7 separate regions of the Homo sapiens genome follow, and regions 1, 2, 3, 4, 6 and 7 are each linked to region 5. Evidence: chromatin contacts called from ENCODE Hi-C or POLR2A ChIA-PET data. All regions are on one chromosome and are shown on one strand. Each heading gives the region's core, a stretch centred on a gene start or an enhancer-like site at or near the end of the contact. The rest is flanking DNA. Distances are from core to core; before and after follow the strand shown.

The links. Hi-C counts contacts between places; a loop is a spot of excess contacts on that map. ChIA-PET counts read pairs that join two places held with the same protein, here RNA polymerase II (POLR2A). Pooled maps may share reads with other maps.
Region 1: a loop to region 5 is called in a map with no recorded cell type, with 6 times the contacts of the local background. The contact joins the enhancer-like site here to the promoter of BRD3OS in region 5. A Hi-C loop is called at or near these places in 5 of 37 single-sample maps with no recorded cell type and 6 of 50 pooled maps. POLR2A ChIA-PET finds 5 or more read pairs at or near these places in 1 of 52 experiments (H1).
Region 2: a loop to region 5 is called in a map of sigmoid colon, with 2.9 times the contacts of the local background. The contact joins the promoter of COL5A1 here to the promoter of BRD3OS in region 5. A Hi-C loop is called at or near these places in 1 of 168 maps with a recorded cell type or tissue (sigmoid colon) and 1 of 50 pooled maps.
Region 3: a loop to region 5 is called in a map of posterior vena cava, with 9 times the contacts of the local background. The contact joins the promoter of REXO4 here to the promoter of BRD3OS in region 5. A Hi-C loop is called at or near these places in 1 of 168 maps with a recorded cell type or tissue (posterior vena cava), 2 of 37 single-sample maps with no recorded cell type and 10 of 50 pooled maps. POLR2A ChIA-PET finds 5 or more read pairs at or near these places in 2 of 52 experiments (GM12878 and activated T-cell).
Region 4: a loop to region 5 is called in a pooled map, with 19 times the contacts of the local background. The contact joins the promoter of GTF3C5 here to the promoter of BRD3OS in region 5. A Hi-C loop is called at or near these places in 1 of 37 single-sample maps with no recorded cell type and 9 of 50 pooled maps. POLR2A ChIA-PET finds 5 or more read pairs at or near these places in 1 of 52 experiments (GM10248).
Region 6: a map of CD14-positive monocyte shows a loop between it and region 5 (4-fold over the local background). The contact joins the promoter of SLC2A6 here to the promoter of BRD3OS in region 5. A Hi-C loop is called at or near these places in 4 of 168 maps with a recorded cell type or tissue (CD14-positive monocyte, CD4-positive, alpha-beta T cell, CD8-positive, alpha-beta T cell and 1 more), 2 of 37 single-sample maps with no recorded cell type and 8 of 50 pooled maps. POLR2A ChIA-PET finds 5 or more read pairs at or near these places in 3 of 52 experiments (Caco-2, MCF 10A and activated T-cell).
Region 7: a loop to region 5 is called in a map of endothelial cell of umbilical vein, with 33 times the contacts of the local background. The contact joins the promoter of RALGDS here to the promoter of BRD3OS in region 5. A Hi-C loop is called at or near these places in 1 of 168 maps with a recorded cell type or tissue (endothelial cell of umbilical vein) and 9 of 50 pooled maps. POLR2A ChIA-PET finds 5 or more read pairs at or near these places in 1 of 52 experiments (activated T-cell).

The regions. Positions count from the first base shown.
Region 1 is chr9:133,143,020-133,145,719 of GRCh38, forward strand. It overlaps a transcript of RALGDS not described here. Among named protein-coding and RNA genes, the nearest start is that of GBGT1, 20 kb to the right of the region's middle. RefSeq lists enhancers at 69-198, 249-338, 791-1,350 and silencers at 1,497-1,596, 1,627-1,746. Within about 2 kb of position 1,437, at least 27 of the 41 ENCODE cell types and tissues checked have a DNase peak (open chromatin) inside an H3K27ac peak, as active enhancers do.
Region 2 is chr9:134,640,551-134,643,250 of GRCh38, forward strand. It overlaps COL5A1 (collagen type V alpha 1 chain), which reads left to right and starts at 1,253. Exons shown (of 66, transcript NM_000093.5): 1 at 1,253-1,746. The coding sequence starts at 1,638. RefSeq lists an enhancer at 2,232-2,700.
Region 3 is chr9:133,416,586-133,419,285 of GRCh38, forward strand. It overlaps REXO4 (REX4 homolog, 3'-5' exonuclease), which reads right to left and starts at 1,425. Exons shown (of 8, transcript NM_020385.4): 1 at 1,035-1,425. The coding sequence starts at 1,259. It also overlaps a transcript of ADAMTS13 not described here. RefSeq lists a silencer at 1,170-1,409 and an enhancer at 1,520-1,739.
Region 4 is chr9:133,029,553-133,032,252 of GRCh38, forward strand. GTF3C5 (general transcription factor IIIC subunit 5) reads left to right here and starts at 1,445. Exons shown (of 11, transcript NM_012087.4): 1 at 1,445-1,612. The coding sequence starts at 1,460. It overlaps LOC105376306 (a long non-coding RNA gene), which reads right to left and starts at 870. Exons shown (of 2, transcript NR_135119.1): 1 at 598-870. RefSeq lists enhancers at 626-875, 1,110-1,761, 1,206-1,465.
Region 5 is chr9:134,024,059-134,026,758 of GRCh38, forward strand. BRD3OS (BRD3 opposite strand) reads left to right here and starts at 1,423. Exons shown (of 3, transcript NM_001355256.2): 1 at 1,423-1,478; 2 at 1,787-2,032; 3 at 2,150-2,700. The coding sequence starts at 2,690. RefSeq lists silencers at 857-986, 1,297-1,716.
Region 6 is chr9:133,477,790-133,480,489 of GRCh38, forward strand. It overlaps SLC2A6 (solute carrier family 2 member 6), which reads right to left and starts at 1,310. Exons shown (of 10, transcript NM_017585.4): 1 at 1,179-1,310; 2 at 465-627. The coding sequence starts at 1,270. RefSeq lists enhancers at 840-899, 1,320-1,821 and a silencer at 1,060-1,709.
Region 7 is chr9:133,119,910-133,122,609 of GRCh38, forward strand. RALGDS (ral guanine nucleotide dissociation stimulator) reads right to left here and starts at 1,331. Exons shown (of 18, transcript NM_006266.4): 1 at 1,063-1,331. The coding sequence starts at 1,245. RefSeq lists an enhancer at 235-931 and a silencer at 911-1,620.

The DNA of each region.
Region 1 (2,700 bases), core at 187-2,686, 880 kb before region 5:
GCACTTATCTTGCAGAGTGCTGAGCAGATACAAGGGACACTTTAGCACAAGGCCTACAGGCTGGCTGTCATCACCAGGCACCTCTGCAGCAGGGGACAGAGGGAAGGACTCTGTGGAGAATAGTCCTGTGGCTAGCGTGCAATGGTGACTGACCACGCCACTGATGGCAGAGTGGCCACTGAATCCAGGTCCCCAGGCTCGCAGCCCATGCCTTCTCCACAAGATCTGTCTGCCCCATACCCCTGAGCCTTCCACAGAAGCCAGGGTGCTTCCCACAGGCCAGGCACCCAGCGCCAGCCAGGTGTACAGAGGCCAGTATCTGCTGTGTGAATCAATCGCTGAACCAACTGTCAAGGACCAGCAGCCTCAGGGGCGGGCCTGGTAGCTCGGTGAGCGAGGAGGTGGTGGGAGGGCCTTGTGCGGGTAGGGAGGTGACAGTAAGAAATGGCCTCTTGCTGGATGCAGTGTCTCAAGCCTTTAATCCTAGCAGTTTGGGAGGCCGAGGCGGGGGGAATCCCTTGAGCCCAGGTGTTTGAGACCAGCCTGGGCAACATGGTGAAACTGTTTCTACAAAAAAAATCCAAAAATTAGCTGGGAGTGTTGGCGTGCACCTGCCGCCCCAGCTACTCTGGAGGTCTGAGCCCAGGAGGTCGAGGACGCAGTGAGCCGTGATCTGGCCCCTGCACTGCAGCCTGGGCCACAGAGCAAGACCCTGTCTCAATAATAATAATAATAATAATAATAATAATAATAACAACAACAACAACAATAATAATAATAATAATAATAATAATAATAATAAAATAAAGGAATGGCTTCCACTCATTCCACTCCTGGGCCAGCGGCCCGCTGTGCACTCCGCTCCCTTTCGCTGATGCCATGTGAGCAGCTCCATGGCGGGGACCTGACCCCTGCTCCTCAGCCCCACACTGCCTCGCCCCTTTGTATATCAAAGGCGCCTCTGAGGGGCTGTGCTGACCCCCACCAGGAGCAGCAGGACCACCTCAGGCATCCCAGCTCCCCTGAGGCAGGGTCTGGGGCTGGGGTTGGGGGGAAGGACCCCTCAAGTCTCTATCTGCACAGACAGCCCACCCGTGCCCAGGGCTGCCTTCCGAGCACCCGCAGACCTGGGCCTGCAGTAACAGGAGAGCTATCTGCAAACCGCAGTGTCATCAGCCGCACGGCCTCTGGAGAGGCCTGAGAAAGGCCGGCTCAGCTTGCAGGCGAGGAACCAAACGAAAGGCAAACTCCTGGCCCCTGCAGCCTCGCAGGTCCCCTATCCCTCCTCCCTGCCTTCCTTTCCGCCCCGCTGACACCACGGTCTGCAAACCATGGTCCTCCTCGCCACCCCTGTCACCTCCTCCTCCGCCCCCCGCCGGCCTCCGACGCAAAGTCGCCACCCAGTCACCCCGCCTCGGCCCCGCCTGGTTTGATTTCCTCCCGTGTGTGTCACCCATGAGGTGGCCGTGCCCCTGGCCTGTTTACAGCTGTGCGCAAGCTCCTCGCGACCCGAAAGCGAGACCTTTGTCTGCGGCAGCTCCGCGCCGGGCTGGGCGGCCGCACGGGAGGGCACAGCGCCACCTGCTGGTGCTGCCGCCAGAGCGCGCCAAGCTGAGGAGCAGGCGGGCTCCGCTCACGCCCCCACACCCCCTGGCTGGGGGCTGGGTTCCTGCGATGTCTTCCGACTCCCCGCTGCTCCCCTAGTCCCCGTAGGCACGCGGGTACCCGGCCTTTGGGAGGGGGATCATTCCCAATACTCCTGTTACGGGTTGAACTGTGTCCCTGAACAAAAAGATCTCTGGTACCCGTGAATGAGATCTTATTTGGAAATAGGGTCTGTGCGGATAGAATCCGGATGAGGTCATACTGGATTAGGGTGGGCCTTAATCCAATGACTGCTATCCTTATGATAACAGGGAAAATTGGACAGACACGCACAGGCGGACAGACACGAACTGATGAAGGCACAGTTTGCAGTCACACGTCTACAAAACCAGGAACGAATGCCAAGGAAACTGGCAGCCACCAGAGGTTGGAAGATGCAAGGAAGTATCCTCTCCTAGAACCTTCAGAGACAGCATGGCCTTGCTGACCCCTGGATTTTGGACTTCTGGCCTTTAGAACTGTGAGAGAATACATTTCTGTTGTGTTGAGCCACCCAGCACTTTGTGACAGCAGCCCAGGAAGCTGACCCGATAGACACTGGTCCCAGTCATCACCCTCTGTGCCATCACCACACCTCCCCTCCACGAATCAACCACGACCACAGGACACCTCCTTCTGGAATCTCTCTGTGCCCACGCACTCCCCAGATGAGCACTTCCCCTTCCCCTGGCAACTCCCCGGATTCTTGTTACCCCCACCCCCCGCCCCGGCATGGCCTGGGCCCAGGAGACAGATACGAAATGAATGAGTGAATATCCACCTTTGCTACTTCGTCATATTCAGATGTTCGTAAAAATCTGTATGTTCGTCATATTCAGATGTTCGTAAAAATCAAGTGGCAGCAGTGCTGGGGGTTAAGGAAATGGGGAGAGTGATGGCAGATGTGTGAGGGGAGACAAGGGGCACTTCCAGGTACTCACAGCCACCCTGGGAGCTGGGACAGCCAACCAGTGTGTTCTCATGCTCCCAGCCCCTGAGGCTCAGAGAGGGGAAGCCATCTGGGTCACCAAGCTCCTGCCTCTTGCCAGTTCTGTG
Region 2 (2,700 bases), core at 3-2,502, 620 kb after region 5:
ACCTATCACCCAGCTCCGGAGCCTGCCATGGCTATCCTGGCAAACCTAACCTCGGACGCCTCTCTCACCTCCTGTTTCCAGAATGGTGAGAATTAAAGAGCATTTGGGGAATTTCACGCCCAGTCTGGAGATGTAACTGGAGAGGGGAGTCCCAGCCCTGTCTGGCATCTCTGGCTAAATTGTTTGTTCAAAGGGAATGGGGATGGCCCAGGGTTTGCAAATCGTTCTTAATTCATTCTGATTCCCTCCTTTTAAAAAACTAGCCCTGCAGCCCTTGGGGAAGGGGTGTGGGTCAGGCTTCAGGAGGCTGTGCAGGGAGGCCAGGCCTGGGGAAGCTGGAGGGAGAGACGCCCACCTACCACCCAGAGACTGGCGGGCCTCCTGCTGGAGGAGACCCCGAGGGGCTTAAAGAAGCCAGGCAGGAGAATCAGGGCCCCAGCTCTTCTCCGAGAGCAGCCGATCAGGAATGCCTTCTCCCTGCGCCAGCTGTCACTCCCAAGGGGATGCCTTCTTTGGTTTCCTTTTTATTGCAGAGGGGCCACCAGGGAGTGGGCAGGAGTGAGGGGTGAGAGCCTGGGGGCCGCAGAGCCAAACTTCGCCTGATTAATAACCCAGATGTTCCCGTCCAAGCACATGGAGGTCCCGGGAGCTCTTGGGAAGTCAGACCCCAGCTCGGTCCCGTGCCAATCTGCAGTTAGGAGGCAGGTCCTCGGTCCGGGTTGACACGTAGGCCACAGTCTTGGGCGCCCTGATCTGGCTGGATGGGAAGTTTAGTCTCCACCCAGAAGAGGAGCTCTGAACTCCTCCACGTTAAAGAAAAAGTTAGGCGGGGTAAACTGCAACTTTCTTTTTAACCCGAAGTGATCAAACCTCGGGGCCCCTCTGCACTGGTTCTTGGAGCATGGCCAGGTGCGGGCACCTGGGGTGGGAACAGTGGGGGGACCAGGGTGGGCCCCTGGGCTCCGAGGCCGCCCCAGGCCCGCCCGCCTACCGGCTCTCAGAGAAAGAACAGGGGGCCGCGCCCGCCCCACGTCCGCTCCGCCCCGGGCCAGCCCCTTCCTCGCTGCGACTCGCCCGCTGTCCCCACCCCCTCGCCCGCGGCGCCCAGTGGGAGGCGGGGGCTGGCCTCGCCGAGCCCAGCGCCGGGCTCTGATTTGCTGCGGGCGTTGGGGATCGACAGCCTCCGCGGCTGCCTTCCAGGAGAGAGGGAGGGAGGAAAAGGGGGAAAAAAGTGCTCCGCGCCGAAGGCGAGGTCCGCACTCTCCGTCCCCGCGGCTGGCGCAGGACCTCACTCGAGCGGAGCGCCCACGGGGAGCGGGTCGCGGGGCGGCGGCGGCGAGGAGGAGGCGAGAAGGAGTTGGAGGAGGAGGAGGAGGAGGCGAGGGCGAGCTAGCCCAGCGGGGTCCCGGCCGCCCCGCGGGCCAAAGTCGAGCCCTCCCGCCCGTGGGCGAGCGCGCCAGCCGCCCCTTCCAGAACAGCCGCCGCCACAAAGAAGAACGGGGGGTGCCGAGGTCCCCATGACCTCCTAAAGTGGTGCGGTCCCTGCTGAGTGCGCTGCCCGGGCCGTGACCCGCGCCCCTGTGCGTCCCCGCGCGCCTCCGAGCGCCCCTGTGCGCCCCGGCCCGCGCCCCGCCGGCATGGACGTCCATACCCGCTGGAAAGCGCGCAGCGCGCTCCGCCCGGGCGCCCCGCTGCTGCCCCCGCTGCTGCTGCTGCTGCTGTGGGCGCCGCCTCCGAGCCGCGCAGGTAAGGGCGCCCCGGGGCGCGGGGCTGCGGGATGGGGCGCGCGCAGCCCGGGCGCCGCTGTCATCCCCGGGCGCCTTCGCCCGCAGAACTTTTCTTCCTTGGCCTGTGGAATGCACGGGCCAAGACCACGAATGCCATTTGCTGGGGGCCCCCCCGAGATGACGACACGCAGACACAATGCCCGCGGGCGCGCCGCCGCCCCCTCCCCAGACGGGCGGGTCGGGTGGGGCTGTCGCGCGAGCCGAGGAAGGACCGAGGGCTGGATCAGCAGGAGGGGTTGTCCACGAGGCGGGCAAACTTTTGTCCCAAAAACCTTCCTTCTCTGTCCCACATCACAGGCGCCCAGCTTGGGCCCTCACAGCCCTACAGCAGAACTTCCTCTGCTCCAAACCGGGCAGGGCCGCCCCCTAGAGTTACAGCCCTTCAAATCCCGGGACTCCTGGGGATGGGGGGAATCCCAGAAGCCTGGGCCCCCAGCACTGAACTTCCCCCAGGCACTGTCACTCTAGGCTGAGCTGGCGCCCTGCTTTCCCCAGGGACAGCGTTTCCTGCAGCCTTGGTCACCTAAGTGTTCGGGGGCACTGGGGACCCCTGCAGGGTGGTAGACAGCCCTGCTCCTAATCCCACCCCCAAACTTCTTGATCCCTGGAAGGCAGCTTTTCCTGGATTCGCTGCTGAGAGATGGGATGCGTGGAGCAAAGCCAGAGATGGGCTTGCAGGCGGGGCTGTGAGTGGTTGGGATGATATGCAGATGTGGGATTCCTTCTGCCAAGGGTCAGCCCTTAGAAGGAGGCTTGCTTCCCGGGGAGGGCGCTTCAAGGCGGGGACTGTCTGCGTCCCTGCCTGGGTTCTCGAGGGTTCAACTCTCCCTGGCGCAGCTTCCTGACGGGGGAGTTTTTCTAGGCATCGCTCTTGGTAGTTAGTGGCGGGGTGGGTTTTCACAGACTCTCGAAC
Region 3 (2,700 bases), core at 175-2,674, 610 kb before region 5:
AAGGGATGTGGTAAGAATGTATGAGTGACGCACGTGGAAGAGTGTCTAGGAGAGAGCAGGCAACCTCTACAGAAGTGCAGGTCACTAGGGAGACAGCAGGTACAACACAGCCTTAAAAGCATGGACTCCAGAGTCAGCCACCTGGTTCCCAGCCGCAATCTTAGATGATCTATTTAAACTTTTCCAGCCTATTTCCTCATCTGTACAATAGCGATGATGGAAGTGTCCACCTCACAGTCTTATTGTGGGGATTGCAACACGCATGGCATAGAGCACATGGCAGAGTGCACATTTTTAGGAGCTCAATTAGTATTTACTTCAAGACCGTAAGTGTCGCTAGAACCCCATCACATGTCTGCTATCTGCTTTTCACTTCTACACAGGAATCTTCTTTCTCCCTGTCTTGCTACACAGACCAGTGTGTTCTTTCGTTGTTGTTGTTTGAGATGGAGTCTCGCTCTGTCGCCCAGGCTGGAGTGCAGTGGCGCGATTTCGGCTTACTACTGCCTCTGCCTCCCGGGTTCAAGCGATTCTTCTGCCTCAGGCTCCCCGAGTAGCTGCGACTACCGGCGCGCGCCATCACGCCCGGCTAATATTTTTTGTACTTTTTTAGTAGACACGGGGTTTCACCATGTTGGCCGGGCTGGTCTTGAACTCTTGACCTCAGGGGATCTGCCCGCCTCGGCCTCCCAAAGTGCTGGGATCACAGGCGTGAGGCCCCGCGCCCGGCCTGGTTTCGGGATTTTAAGCTAAATTTCTCTTTGTAAAATCCATTCTAGTTAGTTCATTATGCAAAAGGTACAAGGGTTTATCTTTGCTTTTTTGTACTTGAAATAATTCTTTCATCAATTTCTTTCAAGCAAACAAGTTCGAGACCTCCCTCAACAGGCCACCTTTCTTGTGAAAAGCTGTTTACAAGATTTCGATTCAAATCTGCCTTTACAGGTCTTTTGGGGCTACCCAAGTCTTTCCCTCCGTCGCGTTCTGCGGGAATGAGCTGCGCAGCGCTCCGCCCGGGCCCCCTCAAGCCTCACCTCTTGCAGCGCCTTCCAGTTTTGAGAAAAGTCTTCTGGTGCCTTTGGAGGTCGCACCACAGCACCGGGGCCGCTTGCTGGCTTCTTGCTTACTTCCCGCGCCTTGCTTTTCCAAAACCTTTTTTTCTTCTTGTTTTTCTTCCGAGTGAGCGTCTTGACAGGACCCGGCTTAGCCACGGGGCTGCTCGGGGCGCGCTTGGAGGCGGGGACCTTCGCCTTCCCCATCCTGCTGCCGTCCAGCGCCTGGGCCGGCGGCCACCCGAGACCCCGGCCTCCCCGGGCCCGGCGCCCTGGCAGCACAAGCGCCTGCCCAGGCCAGGCCGAAACACACCCACCGCAGGGACCCCGTCCAGGAAAAGACTCCGGAAGAGACCCCGCACGCGTTGCGCATACCTCAGCACGCACGCTCCAGTCCCCGGAAGCGCTCGTCTCTCCACAACCGGCTGGAAACCGGATCCCTGCCTCTGGTTCCGCGCAGCCTGGGCGGTTCACCCGCACGGGACTTGGGCCGCCGCCTTAGCCAGCGGCATCCGGGGTCATCGACCTCGAGTTTGACTGGGGCAAGCCGAGGACCTCCCCAAGATCCGGGATGGGGATGAGAGATGCGAACGCCGGAAGGGAACTGGGGGGCCGCTGTGTGTGTAGCACCTGGTAGGGCAGCTGAGCTGGGGGCACTGGGCGGTGGGGCTAGTGAGAGCCGGGCTAGGTCGCTCGCCTGCGTCCTGGACTCTCGAGCCTTTCCCGCCTTGGGCTGCTCCTTGCTCAGCCTCACAGCGGCTCATCTTCCACGTACAGTGGGGAAACTGAGGCCCAGGCACCGGGAGGAGTTCCTGCCAGTTCACTCTGTAGCAGGACGAGCCGCAGACAAGAACCCCTCAGACACCGAATTGTAGAAGGAAAGGGCTTTATTTAGTGGGGAGCATCGGCAGACTCACGTCTCCAAAAACCGAGCTCTCTGAGTGAGCAATTCCTGTCCCTTTTAAGGGCTTACAACCCTAAGGGGGTCTGTGTGAGAGGGTCGTGATCGATTGAGCAAGCAGGGGGTACGTGACTGGGGGCTGCATGCACCGGTAATCAGAACGCAACAGAACAGGACAGGGATTTTCACAATGCTTTTCCATACAATGTCTGAAATCTATAGATAACATAACCGGTTAGGTCAAGGATTGATCTTTAACCAGGCCCAGGGCGCGGCGCCGGGCTGTCTGCCTGTGGATTTTATTTCTGCCTTTTAGTTTTTACTTCTTTATTTGGAAGCAGAAATTGGGCATAAGACAATATGAGGGGTGGTCTCCTCCCTTACTTCTGCCGCCTGGGTTCAAGCGATTCTCCTGCCTCAGCCTCCTGAGTAGCTGGGACTATAGGTGCACGCCACCACTCTCTGCCAATTTTTGTATTTTTAGTAGACCTGGGGTTTCGCCACGTTGGCCAGGCTGTCTTGAACTCCTGACCTCCAGTGATCCATCCGCCTCGGCCTCCCAAAGCGCTGGGATTACAGGTGTGAGCCACCGTGCCCGGCCGGGAGTGGGTAGATTTGATGTGCGTGTGTAACAGGCAGAGGTTGATGGAGTAACAGGGAAGTGAGGCTCCTAGGATTTTGGTCTGAGCAATTGGGTGTGGCCATTTATCATCTCAATAAATGTCTGCGGGGAGCAGGGTGAAGTAT
Region 4 (2,700 bases), core at 195-2,694, 990 kb before region 5:
CATCTCTTGACTGGATTATGCAGTCTCGGAGCTGGTTTATCTGAACTCACTTTCTCCCCCTTTGATCTGTTCTCCACACAACAGCCAGAGAGGTCTTTCAAATGCATGAATGGGATCACTGCTCCGCATAAAACCCTTCAAGGGGCCAGGCGCGGTGGCTCACGCCTGTAATCCCAGGACTTGGGGAGGCCGAAGCAGGCGGATCATTTGAGGTCAAGAGTTCAAGACCAGCCTGGCCAACATGGTGAAACCTCGTCTCTACTAAAAATACAAAAATTAACCGGGCATGGTGGCAGGCGCCTGTAATCCCAGCTATTCGGGAGGCTGAGGCACGAGAATAGCTTGAACCCGAGGCGGAGGTTGCAGTGAGCCGAGAAAGCGCCACTGCATTCTAGCCTGGGCGACACAGCGAGATTCCTTCTCAAAAAAAGAAACCTTCAGGGGCTCTCCACGGCACTGGGAAGCAGCCAGCCCGACGGGTGGACCCTTTTCGTGGGTGCGGGTCTCTGACCTCGGTCGGCCTCGGACCTCATCTCCTCCCTGTTTGAGGGGCCACACTCCTCGCTCCGGGGCTTTGCAGCAGCCCTGGGCGCCTACCGGACAGACGCCGTTCTCCCCGCCTGGGTCTTGAGTAGGGCCCAGCACACAGTAGGCGCTTAATGTCTGCCTGCCTAACAGACGAACGCCGGATGCCCGCGTTCGGCCCCGAGCCGGCGCTTCGGGGCTTTCTGTGGAGGCGGGGCGATGGTTACAGCACAGTTCCCCCGCGCTCGCCTTTTCCACATCCACCTCCGCGAGGCCCCCCGCAAGCGCCGTTGGAAACCTAGTCCCGAGGGGGCTGCAAGAGCTTGGGAGAAGAAGCGCCAACACCGACAGAATACCAGGCCGACCCAATGCGGAAATCAATTCTCAGCCGGGACCTTTTCCCCACCAAGCAGGCGGGCCGGAAGTCTGCCTCTGGCCCGCCCCCGAGGTGTCATTGGGTGGAATACCCAGAAGAGGGCTGGGACGTGGTTAACTCTAGTTCTTTATTGGTTAAAACGTACGAAGCTGGAGGAGAAGGTGGGACCTAGCTTCCTCCGGACTTCTCATTGGCTCAAAAAAAAACTCGCTCGGCCCTCGGATTCTCATTGGCTGAAGTCGAGGGAGGTTTGTGTCTTATTATCCTCCGGGTCCCTCGCTGGCTAGTAGGAGAGACTGGTGCTTGCCCCGCCCGGTGGACTAACTCGCTTAATTTTAAATAAAAAGTCGAGGACACGGCGGTCGTTTTCCCGAAGACATGGGCCCTCCCATGGGCCATTTGCTCCCTGGAGGCCCTCGCGTCTTGCTGAGCCCGGGGAGTTAGGATGACGCGAGCGGTGAGGGAGCCCGGAACGATTCCTTCGCGGAACAATTGAGGCGAGGCCTTTGGGAGTACTTTGTGGGACGGACCCTGGCGGGCCCTGCCAGACGCACAGGGATGGCGGCGGAGGCGGCCGATTTGGGGCTGGGGGCCGCCGTCCCCGTGGAGCTGAGGCGGGAGCGACGCATGGTGTGCGTGGAGTACCCGGGAGTGGTGCGTGATGTGGCTAAGATGCTGCCGACTCTGGGCGGCGAGGAAGGCGTCTCCCGGGTAAGGGGCTGGGAATCTCGGTGTTGGAATAAGAGCTCGGAGTCGCAAAGAAAACGAGCACTCAAAGGATTTCTCAGCAAGGGAAATTTAGCAAATTTACTTACGCAGAAGGGTGCTGCTCGCTCTTCTGGCCGCTGCAAGAGAGCCAACAGAACAAAGAAGGGAAGGATTTTTGTTTTTGTTTTTGTTTTTTTGTTGGTTTTTCAGGCGGAGTTTCGCTCTTGTTTCCCAGGCTGGTGTGCGGTGGTGCGATTTTGGCTCACTGCAACCTCCGCCTCCAGGGTTCAAGCGATTCTCCTGCCTCAGCCTCCAGAGTAGCTGGGATTACAGGCGCATGCCACCACGCCCGGCTAAATTTGTATTTTTTAGTAGAGAGGGGGTTTCACCATGTTGGTCAGGCTTGTTGGAAATAAATTTTGGGTGCCGCAAAGAAGAATCAGCACTCTGGCAAACAGTTTTCTCAGCAAGGCAAATTTCCTTCTATAGAAGGGTGCATCTTGCGGATGGAGCAATGGCGAGAGCACACCGACAAGGAAGGGGAAGGGGTTCCTATCTCTTACACAGCTAGTCTCTACTGCTGTGTCTTTCCCATATTGGCTAGGGTTGGACCGCACAGTCTAAGCTAATTCCGATTGGTTATTTCAAAGAGGGCAGGGGCACAGGCCTGAGTGGCGGGGTGAGTAGTTTTGGTGGGAAGGATGGTTACAGAGCAGGTGACTCAGGATGACTAAGGACAGAGCAGGTGATAGAAGCTAGGAAGGGGTTGTTTACTGAAACTAGGGGCAAGGAGGCGTAAAGAACGAGGGGTTAAACTTTAAAATGGAGAACAAAGAACAGGGAAGCTGAACATACTGACATATTGGTTCTTTGAAATGGAACTCATAACTCATTGTATTTATTAATTTTCCCCCTCTTGAATTTAAAGGAAGGTAAAAGGCTAAAATCTTTGAAGTGGAATTTACTGTGTCCTATAGGCTGGTCTTGAACTCCTGAGCTCAGGTGATCCACCCGTCTTGGCCTCCCAAAGTGCTGGGATTATAGGCGTGAGCCACCGTGCCCAGCCTGGAATGGGTTTTTATCCCTAAGGC
Region 5 (2,700 bases), core at 173-2,672:
GACCAGCCTGGCCAATATGGTGAAACCCTGTCTCTACTAAAAATACAAAAATTAGCTGGGCGTGGTTGCCGGCGCCTGTAGTCCCAGCTACTCAGGAGGCTGAGGCAGGAGAATCGCTTGAACCTGGGGGGCGGAGGTTGCAGTGAGCTGAGATCGTGCCACCACACTCCACCCTGGGTGACAGAGTGAGATTCCCTTTCAAAAAAAAAAAAAAAAAGAATGTGCGTTCCACAGCTGTGGGCTTAGTGCTCACACTAAGCATCTTCCTTGGATGTCTGTTATGCTTATTTTCTTTTTTTTTAGAGATGGGGTTTTGCTGTTTCGTCCCAGCTGAAGTGCAGTGGCATGATTATGGCTCACTGCAGCCTCGAACTCCTGGCTCAAGGGATCCTCCTGCCTCAGCCTCCCAAGTAGGTGGGACTCAGAGGTGAGCCACCACACCAGGTTCCATTATGCTAGTTTTCTTAATTGGCATTGGAGAAAACCATAAAATTAGGGGAAAAGGGTAGATACTAAAAGAGTGCTATTGGAGTATGATTGGAGGTGGAGTGAGAAAAGGAAATAGACCTTGCTTTCATGGGGCTGTTGAGGAGTCCAAATGAGCAGTATAGAGGCCTGGCTTGGTTGGATGAGATGGAGAAATTCAAGACCTATTTTTGAGATAGTAAGCCCGGACATTTAATTAATTAAAAATAATTGTATCAATTACTGAGAGTAAGAATACTAATAAAAGCAGTAACAGCAGTGGCAAAAGTAACCACACAAGCAGAAATACGAAAACCAAGATGATAAGACCATACAGTCCGGCAGTGTCTTACTAACAGGGTTGTGGGCGTCCCACTCCTTCTCTTCATCCTCCTCCAGCTCCTCCTCCACGTCTTCCTCCAGCTCCTGCTCCTCTTTCTTTTCCAGTACCTCCTCAGCCCCTTCTCCTCTGCCAGCCCCTCCTCCCACCTCCGCTCCCAGCCCCTCCTCCTTTCCCAGCCCCTCACCATCCAGCCCCTCCTCCTCCATCTCCTCCTCCTCTCTCAGCTCCTCCTCCTCCCCCAGCTCCTCCTCCTGCTCCTCCTTCTCCTCCACTCCTCCTTCTGCTCCTCCTTCTCGTTCAGCTCCTCCTCTCCCAGCCCCTCCTCCTCCTCCAGCCCCTCCTCCTCATCCAGCCCTTTCTCCTCTCCCAGCCCCTCCTCTCCCAGCTCCTCCTCCTCCTCCCTCCTCCTCCTCCAGCCCCTCCTCCTCCAGCCCCTCCTCCTCCAGCCCCTCCTCCTCCTCTTCCAGTTCCTATTCGGGGCGGGCCCAGCCCCTCCTCGCGGAGCGATCGATGGCTTGGGCTCGTCGCACACGCCTGCCCAGCCTCTGCGCTCGGCTCGCCAGGCCTGCGGCGCTGCCATGGAGACACGGCCCAGCGGCCGCCGGCCCCGCCCTGGGAGCCCCGCAGTGCGTCGCGCCGCTGCCCGCATCTCCGAGGCCCGCGACGAGCGGTGACTGGGGCGGGCGACGTGGGGGACCCGGGGATGCGGGCAGACGATAGGGGGCTGGAGGATGGGGCGACCCAGAGCGCGCGGGGTCTGGGGCGCGGGGATGGGGGCCGCGGGCCACGCGACGGGGACCCCAGGGTGCGCGCAGGTGGCGGGGACGCGCGATGGGGGCCCGGGAAGCTGAGGCTGACCTAGCGCAGGCATCCCAGGAGGGGAGGTCCCTGACGCTGCGCAGCTGGGAAGGCGTTCGGGAGTGGGTTGCGATGCTTCCCTGTTTGTTTTCTCCTGACATCGTTTTTGTTTGGGTCCAGGGGCCTCACGGGAGCTGGATGCTCGGAGCAGCAAGGCGGCCCTGGGGGCCCCTTCCGGTCCCGGGGCTGACGCCTGGCGGCGTCTCCGGGAACCCGCGCCCTTTCAAGCGCCGCTGGCTCCTGTTTCACAGATGGAGACCCTGAAGCCCCAACAAGCAGCCTCCCCAGCACCTCCCAGTGACTGAAAAAGCTGGCACTGGGCGCCCGTCTCACTCTCCACCCAGCTCCCAGGCTGCCCCACGGGACGTAAGTAGCTCGATCTAGGCCGCTGACCCCCAGAGACTTGATGCTGCGCTGCAGACTGCCGCCGCTGCCGGGGCGCTTGACTTCCCCTCTCCTGACAGCACGTTCGTTCCTTTGCAGCAGCACCTTTGGGGAGAGACGAGACCTGAACAAACGCTGGGGCTGGATCCCCAGGGTGGGTCAGAACAGCCGTTGCCCTGAAAGCTGGCCCGGACAGATGCGTGCGGGGCGTGCCACCGGAGCTCCTTCCAGCTTGCGTCTGGGGCCACCATGTCCCTTCCTCAGGGCACTGGATCCATCTCTTCAAGCTCAGTGGTCCAGGCCATGGTGGCAGAATCACCCCCCAGGGTGTGACGCCTCGTCCCTGTCAATTCCACACAGCTGCACCCGGAAGAGCTGTGGCCGGGCGCCGCTCTGACCTGTGTGCGGTCCCCTGAATGGGTCTCAGGTGTCTTCAGAATGGTGAGGCCGCCTCATTTCCTCACCACACAACCCTCCTGAGGACGTTGCCTGCAAATGGGCGGAATTCCTAATTTCTACCATTCAGTTAAACGAGGGATCCTTAAGCCCCAAAGCTGGGAAAGCTGTCCGTTAATTTAGTGCGCGTGGGCCGTCTCAGAACAGCAGGGTTCCCAGGAGTCCAGCGGGACGGGGGAGGGGATGAGTGGCCG
Region 6 (2,700 bases), core at 60-2,559, 550 kb before region 5:
TATCTTAACTACTATGTTAACAACTCTACATATGAGGCTATTAAGATTATAATTTTAGACTCTGGGACTCTGGGATCTTCCTCTCCATCAGCCCACAATCTGTCCTGCGGACTCTCCTTGCCCCAGCCAGTGCCTCTCCCCACTGACACCTGATACCCTTGCCCCCATCCAGCCAACTGTGGGTGTGGGGACCCGGGGAAGCCTCAGCCCCACCTAGTATAGACCCTGACAGCCACCTCCCCACCTGCTCCTTCCCTCACCCTCTCCACTGGCTTTCAGTTCCTCATTTCAGAGGAATCCTGTAGCTTTACCCCACCCACTAGTGGCCTGGATGGCTGGGGGAGGGGGGACCAGGGCCCTGGAGGGACCCCCAAGGTGGAGAATTTGGGAGGTTCCTAGCTGGAGATAAGGCTCAGCAGGTCCCTCCTTCCTGCACCCACCCTCCTCCAGAGGATGGTCCTTACCCCAAACCAGGATGCCTGGGATTTGGTCAGATGCAGGTCAGGATCCAAGGAGCGCTCCAGGGCTGGGATGACAGGGGATGTGTAGACCAGGGCATACCCAAAGCTGAAATTGCCGAGCACTGCGGCGAAGGTGGCCAGGAACACCCTTTTGTTCTGCAGGGTCCTGGTGATGGTGGCGGACAAAAAGACCAGGGTCTCTGAGTCCCTCCTCCAGGGACCATTGCCTTTTCTGAACCCAGTGGCTGCCCGGCTCAGCGGGCAGTGCTAGGGAGGCCTGGGTCCAAGGCCATTCACGTTCCCAGGGCCTGAGCCCCAGCTCCCCTGGGAAATTCCCAGGCCATTGTTAGCTCATCCGCAGTGGCTGAGCCTCTGGTGCTGGGGCCTTTTCTCCGGAAGAGGAGGCTCTGGTTCTGCCCCCAGGGCGGCGGCTGGAGGCTTGCTGTGTGACCTCAGGCAGAACCCCTGCTCGCTGGGGCCTCAGTCTCACTGTCTGTGGCAGTGGGGGGCTGGGCCCGGTACTCTCGTGGATCGTTCCTTCCCTTAGGGGGACCAGTTCCTTAAATAGGAGTAGCGTGTCTGGGACAGGAGGGAGCCAGATGGCCCCTCGGTGGCGACTAGGTCAGGGGAGGCCCAGGGCGGGAGCCTGCCGCCGGCTGGAGGGAACCAGGGCCACCCCCAGGCCCCACCCGCAGCCCCCAACCTAGCGACTCTCACCCGACCCGCGCCCTGTCCCCTGGCGACGGGGGCGGCTTCTCGGGGAAGGTGTCGTAGTCCGGGCCCTCGGCTCCCAGCAGCGGCTCCTGCATGGCCGGGTCTCTCTCGGGGCGAGCGGAGGGCGCTCAGACTGGAGCAGCCGCCCGGGGCCAGCAGCTCCGAGGGCACCGGCCAGGCTCCGCCCCTTGGCCGCTATTGGCTGTGGGACGGCCCTGCAGAGACACGCCGGCCAATGGGGCGGCCGCAGGCTGTCCTGATGCTCGGATGCGGACCCGGCTTCCCCGGGCGCGGCCGGCACCGCGTGCGCCCCCGAAGGTCACGCCCCAAGACAGGATGGGGGTCCCAGGGCGGAGCCCCTGCTGGATCGTCCGGGGCCCCCGCGGAGCGCCGGAAGCGGCTCACCCGGCCCGGCTCTTGCAGGCGTGACTGCGGCAATGCGCGCAGCCCCTGTCGTACTCGCTCCCGCGGGGTGGAAACCGAGGCCCAGAGAGGCGAAGCCGAGCGCCAGGGTCACAGCGAATGCGCACCTCGCTCCTCCTTACGCTCTAGCCCTCCCCGTCGCGTGGCGTCTCAGGGCCACCTCTGCCCTGGCTCTCCCTGGCACCAGGGAATCGGGGTGTGTCAGGGCAGCAGCGGATGTGCGGGACGAAGGAGGCAGGAGGGGCCGGCGAGGCGCTGTGGGCAGCTCCAGTGGGCGAGGTCTGTATCCTCCACCCCAGGCTCTGGTGGTAGAAATAACCTGAGCTCGTGACACGTAACCCAGGTAGTAAGATAACATTGAAAAATAAGAAAAGCAGAAATGGAAAATTCCCGGGAAGACCGTCCTCAAAAAATCCCACAGCAGTTCCACCTCTCCCTTTGGGCCTTTTCGGGAAGAGGACGGAATCACGCCCTGCTCTGTTGGATGGACGTGCCACACACGCTTTTAAACGGAGCCTTTGTTGCTGAGTATTTGGGTCATTTCCCATTTTAGCTATTAACATGGTAAAGCATTTTTAAAAGTTAGAATTCCCTTTTATTATGATTGAAATACAACCATAATAGAACAATAAAATCACATCCATCTCCCGTCAGCCTGACCTTGATGGCGTTTTAGCCTCTTCCAGTCTTTTCCTCATGTGCCTATTTTGCATATTTGCTATTGGGGCCCCCATTAAACTGTGCAGCCCCTTTACGTCACCGTTTTCTTGCCATCAAGATCATAGGCTTTGGACTCAGGCACACCCTGGTATGGTGATCAGGCTGCACAGTCCTCGTGGCCATATATATACGTATATACATATATATGTGTATGTATTTTTACATATCTATATGTGTATTTTTTTTTTTTTTTTTGAGACGGAGTCTCGCTCTGTTGGCCAGGCTGGAGTGCAGTGGCACGATCTCAGCTTACTGCAACTTCCACCTCCCGAGTTCAAGCGATTCTCCTGCCTCAGCCTCCCAAGTAGCTGGGATTACAGGCATGTGCCACCACGCCCGGCTAATTTTTGTATTTTTAGTGGAGACGGGGTTTCACCATGTT
Region 7 (2,700 bases), core at 81-2,580, 900 kb before region 5:
CAATCGCCAGCAATCACAACGCGCCACAGTCTAAAGCCATGAAGCGACTGGAGACGCAGCAAGGCAACACGATGCCGCACGGGGACTCAGGAGGTTCACTGTGAAGGCTGCAGCCCAGCCAAAGCTCTGATGGGCCCTGAGCCCCCGATCCAGGAATGGCCTCTGTGCAGGCCCTGTGCCCAGGCAGAGCAGGGCGAGGGGGGCATCTCTGGATTCCACTCCCTCTGCTGTGTAGTCAGCAGCAGTCAGGTGGGAGGCAGATGGCACCACCCAGAGACCCAGGGCACACGAGAAACAAGCCCCCGCCCTCACCTAGTCACCCTCCCCTCCATCCATCACAGGTACACCACTCCCTTCTCTGAATCCTACCCAGTCCTTACCGATTCAGGGTGTTGGCACTCTTTCCAGTTAAGCAGAAACAAGTCTTGCCCGCCCTGGGCCTGGGCCACCCTCCTCCCCTCACCACCAGGACATCTGGTCCCACGTGTTGGAGGCCTGCTGCTCCACCCCATCCCCCGACCCCCCCCCCACCCCGCTCTGAGCAGCCCCGATGTCCCTGGTCACCAGATCCACATCTGCCCCAAGTAGGGTCTGTCTGGAAGGCCCCTATGGTCTCATCACCTCTGAGGATTCTAGGATTTGGCCTTCCCGACCACTTGTTCCACACCTGCATCGTAAAGGCTAACGACGCGCTGCGGGCCCTGGGTGGGAACTGAGTGAAATAAGGCACAGGCCACCGATGTAAACAGGGACAGTGCCGCAGAAAAAGGTCCACCTGGGCTGCAGCGGCCTTGGTGACAGCAGGCCCTGGAACGGTATTGAGGGGCGCAAAACCCCAGCCGTGGTCCCTACTGTTGGACGGGGCGCGGCGGCAGCCCCCACTGCCCACCCTGCTGGCTGATTTCTGCAGAAGGCCCCGACCCCCACCTATGGAGGAGAGAGGAGGGAGGCGGCCCGCTGGGATCGCCCGGCCCCGTCCGGGGCTCGCCCCGACCTGCCCAGCTCTGCCGCGGGTGGGGAGGCTCCGACGCACCCCCCGCCCGACCGCCCCAGCTCACCCACCTCCGGGCGCGGCAGGTCGGGGTCTAGCTGCGTGAAGCTGTGCAGCACCACCGGGCAGCTGTCGGGGACGCCCACCTCCAGGCGCACGGCGTCCCACACGCTGCGGCTCCGCCGGGAGCCCGGAAACAGCGGCTCGGCGCCGCCAGCAGGCCCGGCCGCCTCGGCCCACATGCGCTGCACCATGGAAGGCTCGCAGCGCGGGCGCGGGGCCGGCCCGGCGCGCGGCGGGGGCGGCGGCGCGGCCCGCGCGGCTGGGCTTTGCCACCGCTGTGAGCCCGCGGCCCGGCCCTGCTGATGTCAGGCTGGGGGGCGGGGCCGGAGGGGAAGAGGGTGGGGCCGGGGAGGGGCGGAACCGGAGAGTCCGAGGGACGCGTGCGTGCGCGCGCCCGCGGCCCCGCCCTCGCCGAGGTCAGACCCGGGGCGGGACCGGGAGCCTGGAGGGGCGGGGTCTGAACAAAGAGGGCGGGGCCGGGGAGGTCGAGGGGTGCGCGTTGGCTGGGTCTCCCGGAGGACCGGCTGTCACGTGTGTCGTGGGGCCTTGGGTACCCCGGTTAGGCACCGTTTGCGTGTCACGCTGCTGCAGTGCGTGTGTTGCGTAGGGCTGAAATGTGTACGTGCTGATCATGTGTGGGGAAGCCGCCCTGGAGTCAGCTACCCCGAATTCCAGCAAAGCCTCTCCCCAACTCTGTGGCCTTCCACAAGTTGCTTAACCCCTCTGAGCCTCACTGTTTCTTCATCTGGAAAATCTGGGTAGTGAAAATGACTTCCTCAAACAGTTGCGGGGAGGATGACATTACGTAATGGACATGAAGCACTCAGCACTGAGCACCTGCACCTGACTACAGGCTCAGGCGGAGTTTGGAGAGGCTGACCATGTGTTCAGTGACCCTGTCAGTGCAATTGGAAATCCTGAGTGTGGGGCTGTGTGTGCAGTGGGGGAAAGGGTCAGAGAGTGGGGCCCTACCTTTTTGGGGCAAAGCCCCACACTATCCCCTTACAGACACCCTCAGAGGAGGGGAAGCCAGGGAGGTGGGGGAGAGCGGAAGGCACCAAGGTTGGGGCTGAGAGGCATCTGACAAGGAGGAAGGCATCAAGAGTGACAACGCTGGGCAGAGCACATGGCTGCGTGGCCTGTCAGCTGGGGCTGCTTGTGGCTTGGACATCCCTGGTCTCAGGGTGGAAGTGGGGCTGCTGGGGCTGAAGGGGAAGCAGGGACAGGGACATCCTCAACTACTCTTTCTGGAAGCCAGTGAGGAAGGAAGACAGCCTGGGGCTTAACAGCAGGGCCAGGAGAATGGATGAATGAATGGGACCCTTCCTCATGCCTCACTCATCACTGGGCCTGCCCTGGCCTCAGCCTTCAGTCTTCATGGAGGCCAGCAATTGCTGCCAGCAGCCCTGGCCATGCCAACCTCCCCAGGTCTGGTCCGTACTATTGGGCCTCAGTTTCTCCATCTGTAAACTGAGAGGGCGGGACCAGACAGCACATTCCACGAGCACATCTTGCCCCCTTCCCAAGTGCCAATCCTCAGACACCCACGAAACACTTCCACTGTGACTGGAGTGAGGCGGCAGTTCATCCGTTCAGAACAAGACCCCCATGTGCACACGACTAGAAGGGCCTACTTCACAAAAATT